Regions from separate parts of the Homo sapiens genome. Here region 1 is linked to region 2. Evidence: read pairs that join two places in POLR2A ChIA-PET (ENCODE). Cell type or tissue: PC-9. All regions are shown on one strand. Links, peaks and the distances in the headings refer to the core of each region. The heading gives the core; the rest is flanking DNA.

Region 1 (10,724 bases), core at 3,644-8,643, 120 kb after region 2:
CAGGCATGAGCTACTATGCCTGGCCTCAGTTTTTATTGATAATATCAGTTAACCTTTATTGAGAGTTTACTAAGTGCCAATCTCTGAGCCAAGGGCCTTCCATGCATTATCTCACTGAATCCTCTCAAACCTCTATGAAGTAGTTACTGCTTTTTAAAAACCCTATTTACAAAAATGGGGCCTTAGAGAGATAAAGCAACTTGCCCAACTGCTGTTGAGTAGAAATCTTAGATGTGAATCCAGACAGTTAGGTATTTTCTCAATTAGGGTCACAATAAAGTAGGTAGGTTCTAGACTTGCCCCAGGCACTCCTAAAACCCCAGAGGACACTGATAGAAGCATTGCAACTGTGGGACTGAGTCAGTCCCAAAGTCACATCTCAAGAGGCTGTTCCAGTTCCTGAAAATGTCTTCCATTAACAGTGCTGCAATGAAGATAAGTGTATTGTAATTCGAAGTTCTCCTGAAATAAGATAACTCTAATAGCAGGGAAGGGCCGCCAGGCTGGCACCAGCTTTGAAGTTACCAAATCCGCCCATGATTCAGTCCACAGGCTGAGTTCTCAAGAACCTTTCCAAGTGGCAGATCTGCTGACTGTGGCATTAAAAACTGGAAGGCGGCCTGCGAGAAGATAGAATGCAATAGTACAGTCACCTCCTTGCTTCACTCTTTTCCCCTCCACCTCAGCAAGCAGTTCCAACCCAATCCTTTCCATGAGAAATCACTGTCCAGAGTGAAGGAGGGAATGGTGCCCAACCTGGTGAAATGGGGGCATGGGAAGGTGGGGCCGTGATAGAGGCAGGCTCTGTCCTGAGGGAGAACAGCACACAGATGAATAGGAAGCCAGCAGAGAGCGTCTTCAGAGCCAAATCCCCACCTCTTTTCCCTTGGCTCTCTCCTCCAGTTTTCCTCCCTCCAGCCTGATCAAAACCTATCCTTAAGAAATCTAATTCAAGCCTCACCTGGAGCACCAAAAAATAAAAAAATAAGAATTGAATCGGCTGCCTCACTGTAAACCAAAGTCAGAAAGTAGCCCACGTCAGGGCCAGATGCAGTGGCTCTCACCTGTAATCCCAGTACTTTGGGAGGCCAAGGCAGGCGAATCTCCTGAGGTCAGGAGTTCGAGACCAGCCTGGCCAACGTGGTGAAATCCCGTCTCTACTAAAAATACAAAAATTAGCCGGGCATAGTGGTGTGCACCTATAGTCTCAGCTACTCAGGAGGCTGAGATAGGAGAATTGCTTGAACCTGGGAGGCGGAGGTTGCAGTGAGCAGAGATCGTGCCACTGCACTCCAGACTGGGCAACAGAGCAAGACTCCTCCATTTAAAAAACAAAAAAAAAAAAAAAACAAGAAAAACAAACAAAAAAAAACCCAGAAAGTAGCCCATGTGGGTCCTGTACTCTGTTAAAAGCAGCAGTCCCCACCCTTTTTGGCACCAGGGATTGGTTTTGTGGAAGACAATTTTTTCCATGGTTTTGGGATGATTCAAGCACATTATATTTATTGTGCACTTTATTTCTATTATTACATTGTCATATATAATGAAATAATTACACAATTCACCATAATGTGGAATCACTGGGGAGCCGTGAGCTTGTTTTCCTGCAACTAAACAATCCCATCTAGGGGTGATGGGAGACAGTGACAGATCATCAGGCATCAGATTCTCATGAGGAGCACGCGATCTAGATCCCTCTCATGTGCGGTTCACAATAGGGTTCATGCTCCTGAGAAAATCTAATGCTGCTGCTGATCTGACCAGAGGCTCAGCTCAGGCGGTAAAGCAAGCGAAAAGGAGTGGCTGTAAATACAGATGTAGCTTCACTCACTCGCCTGCCACTCACCACCTGCTGTGTGGCCAGTTCCTAACCAGTACTGGTCCATGGCCTGGGATTTGGGGACCCCTGTGTTAAAGAACTTTTAAGAATCAGTGAGCAAGTGAAGGGAAATAGAGCATCTTGTTTAGAATTGTTTCCTGACTTCTTAAAATGTGTAAAATAAATAAATTTTGGAGGCCGGCAAGTCATCCTCAGGACTCTAAAACTGCACCCTCTGTTGGCCCAGACTGTGGGCCAATGGGCCACAGTGAGTTAGACAGAACTTCTGAGCAAAGGGTCTTCATGCGCTGAAAGATTTCAGGCCTGGCCTAGCATGGTGGCTCATGCCTATAATCCCAGCACTTTGGGAGGCCAAGGCAGGAGGATTGCTCGAGGCCAGAAGTTCAAGACCAGCTTGGGCAACATAGGGAGACCCTGTCTCTACCAAAAATTTTAAAAACAGGGCATGGTGGTGCACATCTGTGGTCCCAGCTACTTGGAAGCTGAGGTGAGAGGATCACTTGAGTCTGGGAGTTTGAGGCTGGAGTGAGCTGTGATTGTGCCACTGCGCTCCAGCCTGGGCAATGCAGTGAGACCCTGTCTCAAAAAAAAAAAAAATTCAGGCCTGTGAGGACTAAGCCCTGATTTTTTATCTTGCCCAAATTCCTACCTAAGGGGTCTAGGGAGTCATGCCCTACAAACCATAAAATATCATCAGATGGGTTTTATTTGACCCTATATATTGTGACTTACTTCTCAGTCTGACTCTGGCATAACATTATGAAACAAGGAAAAGATATTTAACCCCAAAATGTATTTCCTTGCCATACCTTGAAATTGCCCTACAAGGTCTCCTGTGGGAAAAATACACATCCTATGGAGATCCCCTTTCCCCTTTGTTTTTCTTCCTTTCTTTCCAGATCCAGGAGATAATCAGCTAAGAGCCAGGTGCCCTTTTAGGTCTGATAAGAAACATTTTACAAGATACTCTCTCTGTCTCTCTGAAGTCTGCTATCTGACGTATTCTTCTGTGCAATGAAACTTGGTCTCCACAATTCTTTATGTTAACCTGAAAAATCGTTTCCATTGATCCCAGGTCTTCAGATAAACTCAACCAATTATCAACCAGAAAGTGTTTAAATTTACCTATAGCCTGGAAGCCACCCCCCTTGAGTTGTACTGCCTTTCTGAACCAAACCATTGTATTCTGAAATGTATTTGATTGATGTCTCATGCCTCCCTAAAATATATAAAACCAACCTGTACCCGACCACCTTGAGCACATGTTCTCAGGACCTCCTGAGGGTTGTGTCATGGGCCATGGTCTCCATTTTTGGCTCAGAATAAATATCTTCAAATATTTTACAGAGTTTCACTCTTTTCATCGACACCTGCATGGGCCCTAGGCTGTAGAATGTGTGAAGCTAACACTAAACACTGTACCATGTTCCCAGGGGCTCCCTCTCTGCCCCTACCAGTGATTTTTTTTTTTTTTTTTTTTTTTTGAGATGGAGTCTTGCTCTGTCGCCAGGCTGGAGTGCAGTGGTATGATCTTAGCTCACTGCAACCTCCACCTCCCAGGTTCAAGAGATTCTCCTGCCTCAGCCTCCTGAGTAGCTGGGATTACAGGCGCACACCACCATGCCCGGCTAATTTTTGTATTTTTAGTAGAGATGAGGTTTCACCATGTTGGTCAGGCTGATCTCGAACTCCTGACCTCATGATCAGCACGCCTCAGCCTCCCAAAGTGCTGAGATTACAGATGTGAGACACCGCACCCGGCCCCTAGCAGTGATTTATAAGCCTAACTTATAAACCTCCAACCCAGGTCCCAGAACAGTAGATTACTGGCTCCACCAATTGGAAGGCATGATGTACCTTTCTGGGCCACAGAGCAAGAGGTCTAGATTAAGCCTTCCCTGCTGCTGTGGACTGATATGTGCCCCTTTCTCCCAAAAAATTCATATGTTGAAGTCCTAACCCCCTGTGTGACTTTATTTGGAGTAAGAAAGTAATTAATGTTACATGAGGTCATAGGATAGAACCCTAATCAGATAGGATTAGTCTCCTTATAAGAAGAAACACCAGAGAGCTTGCTCACTCTAGCGCCCTCTGCCCTTTGAGGACACAGGGAGAAGGTGACAGTCTGCAAGCCAAGATGAGAGCCCTCACCAGAAACTGAACTGGTTGGACCCTTTATCTCGGACTTCCAGCGTCCAGAACTGTGAGAAAACAAATGTCTGTTATTTAACTCACCAGGTCTGTGGTATCTTGTTACAGCAGCCCAAGCCGACTAAGTCATCTGCCTACTCTCTAATGCCTCAACATTTATATATGGAGGGTTCAACTGAACGGATACACCTCTAGGCCCACTCGTACTCACACCACATTTCTTCCTATTATATATCTTTTATTCTACAGAAATGTACACAACACTGCTTTTTTCCGTATGCCATTGCTCCTTTGCCATGATTTGGATATTGTATCACAAATGAGACAGATTCTGTGTGACAAGAATACTTGGAAGATCCAGGTACACCATGGGGCCCTGGAAGCAGCAGACAATCTTCTTTTGTGACCTGTCTTGGTCTCAGGGTCTCATCATAAAGGAGGTTAGCTTGAGGGAGCTCCATTAAAATGATCATGTTATTTTGGGGTGGAAGGATAATATTTTTTAACACCCTTCTACAAATTAGCAGGTTAGCTGGCTCCCTCTGAGGAGATTTAGATAAAGAGATTATATTTAATGAGGGGAAAGAAGATTCACAAACCCCAGGTAGGAAAGTTTAGGGACCAGAGTTGACCTCAACCCGTGGACTGTGAAGCTGAGATCAACAAACCAGAATGGCTGACTTGACAGTTTTTTCTTTTCGTATCTTCCAGAAGATAGAAAACGACAATGAAATACTTGATGCTGATACAGCACAAGCCTTGGCAAAGGTTAATAATCAATTGTAAAGCAGTTAAGATAAAACCTTAAATTATTAACTGGTTATCTTGGAATTTAAGGAGCAAGGCCCCAGGGATATGACACCTGATTAGTTATGTATGTGTGAGCTGGGGCCAGGGTGGGGAGAGTCGCAGAAAGAAGTGGTCACAGGAGGGTGCCCTATTAGAAATGGTTGGGCAGAAGAGGGTGGGGGTGGGGGGAGTGAGCAGACAAAAGAGGCTGGAGAACTCTGTTGATTGACAAAGGTACCTATATCAGTGTTGTGCCTTGGGGTAGCCATGGTGCTGGACGTTAATCACAAAGATTACTGTCCTTTCCGAACTGGTATATAACCAACTGCTTAGGAGAGGGGGCTACAAAGAGACCACTGGAAACAAAGGGTCTTTCTTTGAAATTGTTATGAAGTGTTATCAGATTTGTGTTCAGTGTATTATCCAATCTTAACCTTCTGCCTCATTAAAATGTTAAGCCTTTGGAAATGTTTTAGGGTCACCGTATGTTCTGTAGAATTACAAGATGGCTCTGTTGTCTAGTGGCTCCACCTTTATCACCTTGGTGATTTTCAGGAAGGCAGGCCCCCAAATCACTCAGCGTAGTCTCAATGGCTTTTTCTTTAGAGCCCATTGAAAATTGCTGGGGTTTCCTCTGCCAAAAATAGCTATTCATATATATCTGAATAACTTATGACTGTGGTTTATATTTAAAGAAAGCATTTCAATACTTTTTTTTATTATTTTCTAAGAGTCACGAAATCTGCCTTGTGGCTTTCTGAGCCACAGGGCAGCAAGCTAAAGGTAATAGAAGATGACACTGGCAATATGTGCAAGGACAGAGGTTGCAGAAGCCTGTTAAAGAATCAGAAATCCCTCCTTGTTTTTGGGCATGTGACTGTGAGCTGTTGAAGCAGAAATGAGATGCTTGATAGTTAGAGCCGATTTCACCTTCTTGAGCATGGAGCAAAGGCTGGGGCCAGGTTTACAAACACAACACAAAAGAAGAACCTCTTGCCTATGTTGTGGTGCTATGCTGTGAAGAATTTTTCAGTGGTCAGTTGTTGGTTGTCTCTTGTAGCCACATTGTTTAGGGTGACATTATTTATATGACCTTGATTACATGAAGTAAAGATTAAGAGAACTATAAAATGTTTAGAGATTCATCCAATCCAACCCTTTTAATTTACAGATGGGGAAACTGAGGTCCAGAGAAGGATGTGATTTGATGTGCCTGTAGTGGGTTGAATAATGTCCCCCTAAAAGAGATGTCCAAGTTCTAATCCCTGGAACTTTAAACATTATCTTATTTGGAAAAAGCGTCTTAGCAGATATAATTAAGCTAAGGGTTCATGATAAGATTATCCTTGATTTAGGGCAAACTACATCCAATGGCAGGTGTTCTTGTAAGAGAAAGGCAGAGGGATATTGAACACACAGAGACGCAGAAGAGAAAAAGTGATGTGAAGATGGAAGTAGAGATGGAATTAGGTAAGCCACAAGGCAAGGAATGCCTGGAGCCACCAGAAGCTGAAAGAGTCAAAAAGGAGGGAATATTTGGAGAGAGTGTGACTCTACCAACACCTTGATATCAGACTTCTAGCTTCCAGAACGATGAGAGAACAAATTTCTTTTGTCTTAAGCTACATGTTTATGGCAATTTGTTACAGCCGCCCTAGGAAACTAACACAATGCACAAAAGATAGAACCAGGCTAGAACCCAAATCTCTGGACTCCCTCAGTCTTGTGTTTCCCTTCCTCCATTTCACATGCTCTGAGTTCTGATCTCGTCAAAGATGTAAAAAGCATTCACACTCCTTGCTGTTAAGAACACAACTTCTGAAATGAAGGCAATGAAGAACACTGCAGATGCTGCTGTTTCCGTGAGTCGAGGCTTAGCCCATCCAACAACTAAGCTTTCTGAGCTTGGAAGTAATAGATTTGACTGTGGTATTAAGCTTTAGGGAATCATGCCGAGATCTGGAAGAGGGAAACTGATAAAAAATAGCCAGAAAGGTTAGCCAATTGACTCCAACAAAATACACAGAAAGCAGATAATAATATCTACCTCACAAAGTGTTTATGCAATAAACAAGTATTTATTGAGCACACACTATAGATGCCAGACATTAATCTAGGCTCCTTGATCTCAGTGGGAATAATGGAATCTCATTTATATGCATTTAGCCTCTGCCACTGGCAGCATATAAATGCCAGACAGTATGGTTATGGTTATGGAAATGGGACACAAGGCCTGTTTGGTAATCAATGGTTTGAGCTGCAGGCATCCTTGTCATTGCCTAATTGCTCATGGTCTCCCCAGAATTGAAACAATGAGCGCCTACAAAGTCCTAACTGAAAAAAAGTCTAGGTCTGGTGAGCAGAAATCTTACTTGAGGCACCACAACAGAGAGTACACTGTGTAACTTTTGTGTCTTTCTCCAGATCCTTTCTCCCTTGTTCTCCATCTTGCTCTGACCTGTGTGGACTGTGTCACTAGGCTGCCTTGCCCTCTCGCTTCTGCTTGGGTTTAGCCAATGGGAAGCACTGGCAGGAGGTTGAATGCCTTTCAACCTATTTCCCCAGCTACCCCAGGGCTTGCTCAATGGACTCATAAATAATGTGGCCATGTAGCAGGGTTAGAAGTTATGCATCGGCTCTGCCATAGGGATTTCTCACCAAGGCTGATCTGGCTACTCCCATTGGTGATTGCTGAATCTACCTATAGCAAAGGTCAACGATGAGTCCCTAGTATGGCACGCTTTCTCAGCAGCACCAGACAGTCACCTGATGGCAGGTTGATTTCACGGCCCCCTAATGGAGGAAGGAGGCAGCAATTCCTCAGTGGACTTGACTCATTCTGGATATGATGCCTATTAATACTTCAATGTCCCATATCAAAAAGTAAAGGAAGACTATAGCAACACAGTTTAATCAGAACCATTAATAGTTCACAAACTTAAGAGTGAAGGTGTAAGTCATGCTGTAAGATAAAAACCAATTAGTTGAAGGGCTGACTGAGGGAATAGGGAATGTGAAATGGATAGGGGAAGAAGGAAATTATTAACACCAACTACTGCCTCATCACCAATTAAGAAATGAGATTTTGGCCAGGCAAAGTGGCTCATGCCTATAATCCCAGCACTTTGGGAGCCCAAGGCAGGCGGATCACGAGGTCAGGAGTTCGAGACCACCCTGGCCAACATGGCAAAACCCCGTCTCTACTAAAAATACAAAAATCAGCCGGGCGTGGTGGCAGGCCCCTGTAATCCCAGCTACTCAGGAAGCTGAGGCAGGAGAATTGCTTGAACCCAGGAGGCAGAGGTTGCAGTGAGCTGAGCTGAGATTGTGCTATTGCACTCCAGTCTGGGTGACAAGAGCAGGAGTCCATCTCAAAAAAAAAAAAGAGATTTTAGTAGCTAAACATATTTTTCCCTTGGTTTGTTTTATATATGTACAACTAATATATAGACTTTCTTCCCCTTCTCTGTCCTCTACTCTTTCATTTAGGGTGAGTTGATGGTAGCTAACCTCATAATTTAGTTTTTAGGTTACAGGATACCAAAGGAAGATTGTGACTGAAAAGGAAAAAGAAGGACCATCATAAAGAGAAGAGAAATGACTGGTAGGACTTTGGGTCTCCCCTTCCAAGGAAGATAGTGAGGGCATCTTCATTTGCATGAGAGATAGTCACAGAACTGAGGTGAAAGCATTATGCTGTCATTCTCATTGTTTGAAAATAAATGTGGGTAAAAGGCTATGTATGGATGCTGAGCACCTGAGGCAGTGAACTGCACCGGACTATCCACTAGCAACGCAGGATCTCTCTTCTGTGATCCCCCAAGAGTTAGATACTAAGAGCATTTCTTAGTATCTTTTGCTAACCATTTTCCATGCTAGATGCCATAAATGAGAGGTACTTCTGTGGGATTTGGAGAATGGAAGAGAGACAGAGTATTATTATATTCCCCCCTGTAGCAGTGGACAGATATATACACTTCAGCAGATACAAACGAAACTAGGGGCACAGCTATAAATAAGACAGAGGTTTAAAAGTTAATAAGATAATTCTATCAACAGCATTTAAAAACTTGAAGAAAAAGACCAATTTCTAGGAAAGTAACTTACTACATCTGGCTCAAGAAGAAATTGAAAGTCCCCCAAATCCTATTACTGTTAATTAAATTGAAGAAGTCATGAAAAATCTGTCAACAGACTTAACATTTTCACCTGTCAAAAATTAACTTACAATAATTCTCTTTCTGGAAAATTAGAAAACTGGATAAAATATATGAAACAGTGGCTTTCAGACATTGGACAACAGGCAACATATAACTATGATCTCTGAGAGAAAGAGAACAAATGAGGTGAGCCCTGGGATTGGCCAGTTTACAAAGACAGAGAACACCAGAAATCTGCAGAGGAATCTTTTTGAGTCTTTGGCTGAGAAGTAACTTATGTATACATCCAGTGAATCACCATGAAGCCGGGTAAAGGACCACCAGAATGTAGTAAACTAAACAATTTCTGGAGCTCACACAGGGCTGTGAGTAGTTTGTGTTACTACTAGCCAGAAGGATCATGCTTTGGTTAGTAAGCCCTGAAAGTTTGAAACTAACCCCAAGTAATTTTTTTTTTTGAACCAGAGTCTCACTCTGTCACCCCGGTTGGAGTGCAGTGGCATGTCTTGGCTCACTGCAACCTCTGCCTCCGGGTTCAAGCGAGTCTCCTGCCTCAGCCTCCCTAGTGACTGAGATTACAGATGTGCACCACCATGCCACGCTAATTTTTGTATTTTTAGTAGAGACAGGGTTTCACCATGTTGGCCAGGCTGGTCTCGAACTTCTGACCTCGTGATCCACCTGCCTCAGCCTCCCAAAATGCTGGGATTACAGGCATGAGCCACCATGCCCAGCAACATCAAGTAATTTTAACCACATGCCAGAATAATGTCAACACTCTAAAGAAATACCACAATATCAACACCTAATGATGTAAAACTCATGGAGTCTGGCATACAAGAAAATAATTACCAAATATGCAAAGAAGTAGAAAAATATAACCCATAATCAAAAGGAAAATCAATCAGTATAAATCTCAAAACTATAAGAAGATGGAATTAGCAGACAAGAACCTTAAGACAGCTAACATAAATATTATAAATATTCTTAAGAATGTAAAAGGCGGCCAGACACGGTGGCTTATGCCTGTAATCTCAGCACTTTTGGAGGTCAAGGTGGGAGGAATGCTTGAGCCCAGGAGTTTGAGACTAGCCTGGGCAACTTAATGAGACTCCATTTCTACCAAAAATTTTTAAATTAGCTGGGCACAGTGACATGTGCCTGTAGTCCCAGCTACTTGGGAGACTGAGTGGGGAGGATCAGTTGAGCCCAGGAGGTTGAGGCTGTAGTGAGCCCTGAACACACCACTACTCCCAGCCTGGGTAACAGAGTAAGCCCTTGTGTCAAAAAGAAAAAAAAATGTAAAAGAAAACATAAACATAATGAGAGAAACACAATATAAAAAGATATAAATGGAACTTCTAGAGATTAAAAATATAATATCCGATATAAAAAAATTAGACTGGGTGGGATTAACTGTGAACTTGAAGATATAGCAATATAAACTATCCAAAACGCAGTGTAGAGAGAAAAAGGAAAATGAATCAAACCTCAACAACCAGCTGGGCACAGCGGCTCATGCCTATAATCCCAGCACTTTGGGAGGCCAAGGTGGGCAGATCGCTTGAGCCCAGGAATTTGAGACCAGCCTGGACAACATAGTGAGACCTTTTCTCTTATTTTTTAAAAGAAAAAATATTTTAAAACTTAAAAAATTAAAAATTAAAAATAAAAACGAATCTTAACAAGCTGCAGGACAGCCGGGCATGGTGGCTTATGCCTGTAATCCCAGCACTTTGGGAGGCCGAGGCGGGCGGATCACCTGAGGTCAGGAGTTCAAGACC
Region 2 (10,724 bases), core at 3,676-8,675:
CTTTAAAAAAAGAAAAAAACCCTCTCTTCACCTCACTTTCACCTCTAGCTACTGCTCTATTCTTGCACTCTCTGCAGAAGAACTCTTCAAAATAGTCATCTATCCTCCCTGTCTGTAGTTCTTCTAATCCCGTTCCCTCCTGAGCCCACTCATTCAGGCTTCTACCCCCAGCTCTCTACATAAACTGCCCTTGTTACAATTACTAATGTTCCCCACATTGCAAAATCCCAGGCAAATATCCCTCATTCTTACTTGACTCATCGGCACTGTTCAACAGTGGATCCCCTTTTTCCCCCGTAAAACATTTTCTTCCTCTGGTTTTCTTTTTCCTTTCTTTTCTTTTCTTTTCTTTTCTTTTCTTTTCTTTTCTTTTCTTTTCTTTCTTTCTTTCTTTCTTTCTTTCTTTCTTTCTTTCTTTCTTTCTTTCTTTCTTTCTTTCTTTCTTTCCTTCCTTCCTTCTCTCTCTCTTTCTATTTTTTTTTTTTTGACGGAGTTTTACTCTTGTCACCCAGGCTGGAGTGCAATGGTGCGATCTCGGCTCACTGCAACCTCTGCCTCCCGGGTTCAAGTGATTCTCCTGCCTCAGCCTCCTGAGTAGCTGGGATTACAGACATGCACCACTGCGCCCGGTTAATTTTGTATCTTTGGTAGAGATGGGGTTTCTCCATGTTGGTCAGGCTGGTCTCAAACTCCTGACCTCAGGTGATCCGCCCGCCTCAGCCTCCCAAAGTGCTGGGATTACAGGTGAGAGCCACTGTGCCCGACCTTCCTCTGGTTTTCATAATACCCCTCTCACCTGGCTTTCCTCTTTCCTCAATGGCTGCTATTTCTCCATCTCCTTGGCTGGTTCCTACTGACTTTAACCATTGGAGTGCTCCAGGGCTCAGTCTTTGGCTCTTTCCCTTAGATTCTGTCTATATTTTCTTTCTTGGGAAACTCATTCAGTCTTGTGGCTTTCATTTCCATGTATATGACTCCCAAATTGATAACTGCAGTCCTGACTTGTTTACACTCATGTATTCAGCTGCCTATTCAATGTCTCTGTTAGGCACATCCCAAACTGAACTTCTGATGCTTCTCCCAAGACCTGCCTCTCCCTGAGTCTTCCTCTATTTAGTTAAGGTAATTCCATCCCTCCAATGGCTCAGGCTGACAACCTTGGACTCATCTGTGCCTCCTCTCTTTCTCTCACACTTCATATCTAATCCACCAGCAGATCCATCTACCTTTGAAATATATTCAGAATCGTACCACTTCTTGCCACCTCGGTTGCTCCCGTCCTGGTGCCAGCTACTGTCATCTCTCTCCTGGCTTACTGAAAACACCTCGTCCTGATCTCCTTGCTTCTATCCTTGTTCCCTTTTAGTCTGTTCTCATCAGCAGCTAGAATGATCCCGTTAAAACAAAAGTCAAGTCATGTCACTCCTCTCCCTCCCAACTCACTCAGGGGAAGCCTGTGTGCTTACAGAAGTTCCACACAACCTGGGCCCCACTGCCACCCCAGCTCCAGCTCCTCCACCTCCCTTCCTCACTTCACTCCAGCCTCACAGGCCTCCTCGCTGGCCCCAGAACACCCTAGACAAACTTTCACTGTCAGACCTTTGCTCTTACTTTTCTTCTGGAAGCCTTGTCCCCAGCTATCTCCATGAGTTGTTCCCTGCCTCCTTCAGGTCTTTGCTTAAATGCAAGTCCTTCCCTAACCATTTTATTTAAAATTGCAGTCTTCACCCACCACCTGACCACTGGACCTGACCACCACTAGAACTGAGGCAAATTAATTTTGAGTTTGCAGTTGTGTGACTAAAATGTGCCTAGGATTTGAAAGGGGCTTTTGTAAGAGAGAACACCTGCTTGTATGTATGGCCAAAGGTCAGCAAGGCTTTGAAGTTTCTCCCATACCTGGGTACATGTCACTGTCTTAGCCCATAAATACAATTCTAAGCTCTATTTCCAGTTACAGGTAAACTAAATTTCCTTTCTCCTAATAAAGACTCCCAGTCTCCTTGTAGTTTCTTCTTCTGTTTTGTTTGTTTGTTTATTGACATAGAGTCTCATTCTGTCACCCTAGGCTAGAGTACAGTGGCATGATTTTGGCTCACTGCAGCCTCCACCTCCTGGGTTCAAGCGATTCTTGTGCCTCAGCCTCCTGAGCAGCCAAGACTACAGGCACACGCCACCACACCCGGCTCATTTTTTGCATTTTTAGTGGAGACGAGGTTTCACCATGTTGGCCAGGCTGATCTCGAACTCCTGGCCTCGAACTCCTGATCCACCTGCTTCGGCCTCCCAAAGTGCTGGGATTACAGGTGTGAGCCTCTGCGCCCAGGTCCATGTTGTTTCTTCTGTTCCCCGGATTCATTTGTCCAAAGTATACCAGCATCAGTAATGTCTATCATGGTCTTTATTTCACTTAAGGATTTATTCAGATGGACCATCTCTCATGTTTTGGAGTCATTCTTTATAGGGAAACCCATCTTTAATATATTTCTTTTTTTTTTTTTTCATTATACTTTAAGTTCTAGGGTACATGTGCACAACGTGCAGGTTTGTTATGTATGTATACATGTGCCATGTTGGTGTGCTGCACCCATTAACTCGTCATTTTCATTAGGTATATCTCCTAATGCTATCCCTCCCCCCTCCCCCCACCGCACAACAGGCATCTTTAATATATTTCTAAAGCAAGTGATCTCTTTTCAGATGCTCACTTTTCACTTAGGAAAGGTAACTGCTCAAAGTCAGGTACTTGAGCGTGCAAGAGGTTGAGTCATTCTCATGGTATGTAGCAAAACGGTGCAATGCAGAGAAGCTGGAGACAAGCAAAGGATGCCCAATCTATGCTTCTATAGAAGATTTATCAATTCAGGTGTGTGGCTCAGGGACTTGGCCTGCTTGTGGTGGGCAGGAACTGTGATTGAAGATGCCACAGCATTTGGTAGGAGCTTTTGCATGGTAGTCCATGTTTTCCCAGGGACCAGAGAAGGAAAAGGGGTTAGTAATGTTGAGTAAAATGCTCAAACAAAAACGTCAAAGTCTGCTTAATATAATGCTTAAAGACAAAGGGCCAGAATTCTCATCGCTGTTTAAAAGTTGCAAAAGGGCTGCTGCCCCCTCTTTCTCTCTGGAAATGCACCCTCTCAACCACTAGTGGTAATGCTCTTTTGACAAACAAGAAAACTTCTACTCAGATCTACAGCTTCTACTAACTGGGTAACAAAGACTCAAACGGGTTCCAGTAGGAAGAAGGAAGGAAAAACACAAGGCTGAACATGACATTCCCCTTTACACACACCACTTATGCACTTCCAAATACTTTCACACGTGTTTCTTTTCTTCTCTACTTTCAAGTGTAGAGTAGAGAATAACTTCCCCTGTAAAGTACTGAGAGGGAACTCTGTGGCCCTGGAGACACCCACCTCTGGAAAAATTCTTTGCAGCACACATAGTTGTCATAGTTGCTGCTGGACACTGTACTGAATAAAAAAACAGAGTTGACTTCAATTCCTCTGGGGACATAGAAGATGCCTAAGAATGAGGGTAATGAGGAAAGCTGCTGCCACAGCGCGGATTTCAAGTTTAAGTCTTTCTGGGGCTTCTTTAAATAGTAGCATGTGTCTTCTCCTTTTTAAAATTAACCCATCTACCCATCCGTAATTTCTTCAAAGATAAGAAGCATATTGTCTACTTTTCTTTTCTTTTTTTTTTTCCCCGCTCCAAAAAGCCTGAGTAAGTTTTGCTTTGGGTACAAAAAAAAAAAAAAAAGTTTCTGATTGTTTTGAACTTTTTTCCCCCTTGAAAACTGGATGGGTTCCTTTTTATTCCTTAAAGGACTAAATCATATTTCTATGTGTTTCTGTCACCAAGACTCAAAGAAGCACCTACCTGCCACACAAGCATTGGGAAGCACAAGCCCCAGTGAGAAAGATACCCATGACAGTCTTGGAAAAGTCACTCTCCCGGTGGGACACTTTTGAAGCTACAGGCAACAAGAGAGATTAGGAGAAAGGAGCTTGAGGTAGTCATGTATTCTATATACTACCAGCCTATTATGAAAAAGTTCCAAAGGATTCTTAATTTATCACTATTAACATCTCTACCTTCTCTCCTGTAAATTGGCATTTGTTCTGTGTTGTCAGTCTTGGTATCAATCTTGTCTTTTGTGTCTTAAATATTCAAATATCCTTCTTCTCCACCCATAATCCACTAAATATAGTTAACTATATTTAAAAAAAAAAAAAGGAAATGAATATTATCCAGTAGATACACTCAAGGACTTAAAATGTTTTTAAGAGTTCCATCTGAAAAAAATTTTTAACAAAGTATGGAGATTTCACTTTGTATTTCTGCTATAACATTACTTTCTATTGAATGTAATTTTGAAATGTTCTCTTTTTATGAAGATAAATGGATGATAAGGTTCTCCAATAAAAATAAGAAGCAGCACAATAGAAATATATCAGAGCTTCATGAGCTCATGAAGTAATGCTTGTAAATAAATACAAGTATTTGATGCAAATTACAAATGCTAGTCCCAAATAGAAAAAATGCGGAAAGTAAAGATAGAGGAATAACTTTCTTATTAGAAAAGTTGTATTAGTCACAGTTCTCCAGAATAACAGAACCAATAGGAGATCTATGCATCTACCTACACATTGCATGTATGTGTGTGTGTATATACATATATATATATATATATATATATAGAGAGAGAGAGAGAGAGAGAGAGAGAGAGAGAGAGAGAGAGATTTTCAGGAAGTGGCTCATGTAATTCTGGGAGCTGGCAAGTCTAAAATTTGCAGAGCAGGTCAGCAGACTGAAAATTCAGGTAAGAGGTGAGGCTTGCAGGCTTGAGTCCAAAGTCTATAGAGCAGACTGGGCAGACCGGGCAGGCTAGGAACTCTGGCAGGGTTTCATTTTTTTTTTTTTTTTTTTTTTTTTGGTGGGGGTGGGGGAGACAGAGTCTCACTCTGTCACCCAGGCTGGAGTGCAGTGGCATGATCTTGGCTCACTGCAACCTCCACCACCCTAATTCAAGCAATTCTCCTGCCTCAGTCTCCCGAGTAGCTGGGATTACAGGGGCCTGCCACCACGCCTGGATAATTTTTTATTTTTAATACAGATGGGGTTTCACCATGTTGGCCAGGCTGGTCTCAAACTCCTGACCTCAGGTGATCCACCCACCTTGGCCTCCCAAAGTGCTGGGATTACAGGCCTGCGCCACTGTGCCCAGCAACTCTGGCAGGGTTTCTATGTTGCAGTCTTAAGAGAATTTCTTCTTCAGGAAACCTCAGTCTTTTCTCCTAAGGCCTTCAGTGGATTGGATGAGATCTGCTCACATTATGGAGGATGATCTGCTTCATTCAAAGTCTACTGATTTATTTTAAAAATACCTTCACAGCAACATCTAGACTGGTGTTTGACCAAACAACCATGCACCTTAGCCTAGCCAAGTTGACACATAAAATTAAACATCAAGGTAGTCAAGAAGGAGTGTTCCTCTATTTCTTCTTCAGCTCAGGAAGCAAAAAATCTCTGAGACTCAAGGACATAATCAGGTGCACTGAGAAGGTTCCCTAAAGCTTATTCAAGCTTAGCAGATACCAGCCTAGCACTGTTAAAGCCTCAGTGAAAGAAATGAGAGGTTTTGATACCTGACAAAGCTGGTGAAGATCCCAGAACTCTGGCTTGGGCCCTTAGAAGACCAAATTCATGAATAGTCCTTGGTAAATTTGAAAATTTTCCTCTCCTTAAGATTTGGATAAAATGGGCCAGGCACAGTGGCTCACGCCTGTAATCTCAGCACTTTGGGAGGCTTAGGCGGGTGAGTCATCTGAGGTCAGGAGTTTGAAACCAGTCTGGCCAATATGGCAAAACCCCATCTCTACTAAAAATACAAAAATTAGCTGGGCATGGTAGCATGCACCTGTAATCCCAGCTACTCGCGAGCCTGAGGTAAGAGAACCACTTGAACCTGGGAGGTGGAGGTTGCAGTGAGCCGGGATTGCACCACTGCACTCCAGCCTGGGAGACAGAGCAAGACTCCATCTAAAATAATTTTTAGATAAAATGAAGTAAGCAGGATAACAGTAGAATAAGCAATGATTATAGTATTTGAGAATAAGTATAGGATGTAATTAATTATAACCAAGTATATATTCTTTGAAAGCACTTCTAATGTGTATAATTCAATTTAGAGATAATTCTAGGAATTAATTATGTTTAGCTTCTTTAGCAGAATATTATTTGAAAAAGAAAATCAAAAGCATGCCAATCTTTGACCCAGTTAACCATTATCTGTGAGAATGGCATCTAGTGGTAGATTAAGTAATACCTAGGTGGAAATGAAACAACTTTTGGAATGCTAGCTTTGCAAATCTAAGCCAAAACCTATCATGAGATAGCAAAAGTCCAAACCTGTTGTATTCCTTCCGAACATCTAACTCCTATCTCTTCCTTACTTGTTTGTCTTCTGATTGTCAATCTTCCTTAACTTAAAGGGTACATAACTTAAAACTTTCAATCGGCTGGGTGCAGTGGTTCACCCCTGTAATCCCAGCACTTTGTGAGGCAGAGGCAGGCAGGTCACCTGAGGTCAGGAGTTTGAGACCAGTCTGGCCAACATGGTGAAACCCCTCTCTACTAAAAATACAAAAATGTTAGCTGGGCTTGGTGGCACATGCCTGTAGTCCCAGCTACTAAGGAGGCTGAGGTGGGAGAATTGCTTGAACCCAGGATGTGGAGGTTGCAGTGAGCTGAGATTGCACCACTGCACTCCAGCCTGGGTAACAGAGCGAGACCCTGTCTCAGAACAAAAACCAAAAACCAAAAAACAAACAAACAAAAACTTTCAATGAAGAATAACATGTATTCTTAAGAAACATCCTTTTGTTCCACCTTTCCATTACAAATCCTATACTCATCTGATTACGAAGTTTATAGGGAATTCACACTGTTCCTATTTCTATTTCCCTGGTTCCTACTAATTTTTTTTTTTTTTTTGAGACGGAGTTTTGTTCTCGTTGCCCAGGGTGGAGTGCACGGATGTGATCTTGCTCACCACAACCTCTGCCTCCTGGGTTCAAGCCATTCTCCTGCCTCAGCCTCCCAAGTAGCTGGTATTACAGGCATATGCCACCACGCCCAGCTAATTTTGTATTTTAAGTAGAGATGGGGTTTCTCCATGTTGGTCAGGCTGGTCTCGAGCTCCCGACCTCATGTGATCCACCCACCTCAGCTTCCCAAAGTGCTGGGATTACAGGCGTGAGCCACTGCGTCCAGCTCCGGTTCCTACTAATTTTTATAAATTTAGAATTCATGCTTTTCATTCTATAGAAACAAACTTCCCACCAAGGTCTTCACTTTTTCCATAACTAAATATTCTCATTTCTAAAATTGTTTGTATTCCTACAGAGGTTTAAAAGGAGAAAAGAGAAGTAGGGAGTTTGGTCATGTATTCACCGAGGTCTTCTAACATGATCCCAATGGAGTACAGATTGGCGAATCTACAGAGAACAAAGGTTGTGATGACTTCTGTTCTTACCTGAAAAAGAGAAAATATAAGTGAGAAGTTTTGTTCTTCTCACCCAAAGCCTCTCTATCATCTTAATTGTATGCAAAATACTTAAGAAAAACACAGATCAAGGGATGGGAAACGACCAGAGATAAGAATAGCAACTCTGTCCTTTATTGGCAGTCTAGGGAAACTGATCTTTTCTTACCCTATAAATTTGAAAATTATCATGTGATGCTTTTGAAGCCAATAGAATCCCCAATTCTCTGGGAAGGAATGGATTGACTAGGAAAGGAATGTATTATCAGTTCTAAAGAGCTGGCTATCAGGGCTGTGGCAATTTCCTTTTTTCTTTCTCTTTGCCCTCTACTTACTTGTGAAAATTTTGGCGCTCATTATCACCTTCAGCAGGCCTGAAACAAGGAAAAGAATTAAAATTCAAATTAGTAAGCCTTTTTATAGAAGCTTTGCTAAAATACGGAAGAATAAAATTACTCACTATAATTAAAGTTTAACTTCCCAGTTGCCATCAATCTTGTCTGTGAAATCAAACAGTTGGTTTGGCATTTGTGAGATTCCATCTTCTCGAATCCCATAAATCCTTCGTTACTAATAATTACTTACAGCTTAAGAAATTACAATACACTAGGTAGTTTTCTAGATTTTACTATAACTTCTATATTTATTTGTGCTACAGCAATTTTAGGCTTTTTGTGGACTCTGCAAGACTCTTACAAACAAGCTACTTTAATGAGACAATAGCAATAGTGAAAAAGAGACTAAGAAAGCTAATTTTAACAACATAGGCTTCAGAAATATCAAGGCAGAAAGAAACCCTGAGATCTGTCTTCACATCGAAACAATCCTGTGTGGCTTCTATGCCACATTGGAGGGGATTATGTTGTTCTCTTCCATATTTTACTCTTAACACAGGCTGGTATAGATGCACCTTTGTATGCTTCTGCAGGTAGACTACTTATAGAAGAGTACTGTTATTCATTTCCTGCCCATTCTTCTACTCCAGAGAGATGTTTATTCTTATAATGAGACAGATGCTGATGGATGACAAGCTTATTCAGAGAAATTCAGTCCCCAGTATCTCAGCTGCTGGAGGACAGGATTGATGCTGCATTGGTTGCAGCTTCGAGGAGATTCTGTGCCTTGCTATTGTTAGTGTTAGAAATTATTTTTATTGCACATTTTCTGAAAACTGTTAAGAGTCAATGGGCTTACAAACAACTCAGCTAGAAAACCCTGCAATACCCTATACATTAAAGTTGGGAAAAAGTAGTAGAATTGCTGAGCGCGGTGGCTCACGCTGTAATCCTAGCACTTTGGGAGGCCGAGGCGGGTGGATCACAAGGTCAGGAGATCGAGACCATCCTGGCTAATGTGGTGAAACCCTGTCTCTACTAAAATTACAAAAAAATTAGCTGGGAGTAATTGCAGGCACCTGTAGTCCCAGCTACTCGGGAGGCTCAGGCAGGAGAATGGCCTGAACCCAGGAGGCGGAGCTTGCAGTAAGCCGAGATCGTGCCACTGCACTCCAGCCTGGGCGACAGAGTGAGACTCCGTCTCAAAAAAAAAAAAAATGTAGTAAAATTCAGGGCCCATTATCTGACAAAAATGAAGATTATTCTAGGAATAATAGAAAGAGAGGACTCTACCCAAAGAAGAATACGTCAAAATGTCAGAGGGGCTGTGTCAAAAAAGAACCATTTTATTATAATGGGATGCAAATGTGAAGTGGGATGTGGAAGCTACTATATTCCTTTACCATTGGCTGACTTTTTATCCTTAATTTGGACTCTTCCACTTCTAGGTAAATCCGTTTTGATAAGGTAAGGGCTCAAAGTACAGTCAGTTTAAAGGCTGAAGTCAATCTACAAGGACAGTGTGATAAAGATCGGTTTATTATGCTGAAATTCTTGGTTGGTTCTAAGGTACAGTGGGTAAGGGAGGAGATAAATACATCCATATATACATGGAATTCCTGGTTGGTGGGAATGCTCTGGCACCCACTACTATGTCTGAGATGACTTCTGAAAATAAACTGGGATTGAGCTCAATAAATATAAGAACAGAAAAAAATGGACAAGCTTTATTTTATTTTATAAAATTTAAAAGACATTATTTCAATACGTTTTCTTGAAGTATCCCCTACCAGTATATCTGAGCCTTGTCATATCCCTCCTAGTATCAGCATATCAAGCAAGAGTGAAGTTTTATTTTAGGCAATGGGAATATTGACCTCACAAATGGTGCACAGTGATGCTTGTTTATTCTGTTTATTTGGGTAGAGTAAAAATTTTTTTTTTTTTTTTTTGAGATACAGTTTCACTCTTGTTGCCCAGGCTGGAGTGCAATGGCGCGATCTGGGCTCACTGCAACCCCTGCCTCCCAGGTTCAAGCAATACTCCTGCCTCAGCCTCCCCAGTAGCTGGGATTACAGGCGAGTGCCACCGTGCCCGGCTAATTTTTTGTATTTTTAGTAGAGACGGGGTTTCACCACGTTAGCCAGACTAGTCTTGAACTCCTGACCTCAGGTGATCCACCCACCTTGGCTTCCCAAAGTGCTGGGATGACAGGCATGAGCCACGGCGTGCGTAAAATTTAACTAGTGGCATTAAAGATAAGCACTGCTACAGCTGGCTCTGCATCTTTCGTCATCCTTGGAACGTACATAAGTCCTTGGGTAACCCACATTGAACCTCAGTGAATCTTCAGGAGACTGCAGGATGACAGAGGTGGAGATGGGGTAAACTATTCTAGCCCACGGCTACCCCAGGAAAGGTCTGCTTTTGCTTTAATTAAGCTCCAAATATTCTGAGTCAAACTGAATGCTCTGGAATTCTTTAAAGGAAAAAAATGCTCGGGTAACCTAGAGTACCCGATATACTGTCACCCTGGAATTCTCTTTAATAGCTAACACAAGACCAAACAGAACCTCTTAACCAAAGGCCAATCCTCTGGGTCTACTCTGAAGGTTTAAGAGATCCCTGAGCCAACCTCAAGCTTGCGGACAGACTAGCACTCCCCAGCCTCCCCCTAAAATTCGGACTGAATGGCGGGCCAAGGATACTGAAGGGGTTCTCTAACATCCTTATGATGGTGGCTTCTGGAATACACTGCACTAGAAAGTCAGGCTTCCTTAAGAATAGCTGGTCATACTCAGGCAACGTTCCCAGGGATAAATTAGATTAGATGAAAATTA

The links. ChIA-PET counts read pairs that join two places held together with the same protein. Peaks named below come from ENCODE experiments on the same cell type or tissue, not always from the same donor. Only the 100,000 strongest peaks of a DNase experiment are listed, where the experiment ranks them.
Region 1: POLR2A ChIA-PET joins it to region 2 with 5 read pairs; 3 of 35 experiments call an interaction of 5 or more read pairs at or near these places.

The regions. Positions count from the first base shown.
Region 1 is chr15:45,218,965-45,229,688 of GRCh38, reverse strand. No RefSeq gene overlaps it. Among named protein-coding and RNA genes, the nearest start is that of TRH-GTG1-9, 23 kb to the right of the region's middle. In PC-9, for the core only: no CTCF peak of the experiment used is centred there; no DNase peak of the experiment used is centred there.
Region 2 is chr15:45,339,288-45,350,011 of GRCh38, reverse strand. LOC124903482 (a long non-coding RNA gene) reads right to left here. Exons shown (of 3, transcript XR_007064609.1): 2 at 7,885-7,923; 3 at 7,241-7,540. Among named protein-coding and RNA genes, the nearest start is that of GATM, 34 kb to the left of the region's middle. In PC-9, for the core only: no CTCF peak of the experiment used is centred there; DNase peaks (open chromatin) are centred at 4,821 and 6,351; H3K27ac peaks cover 2,229 bases.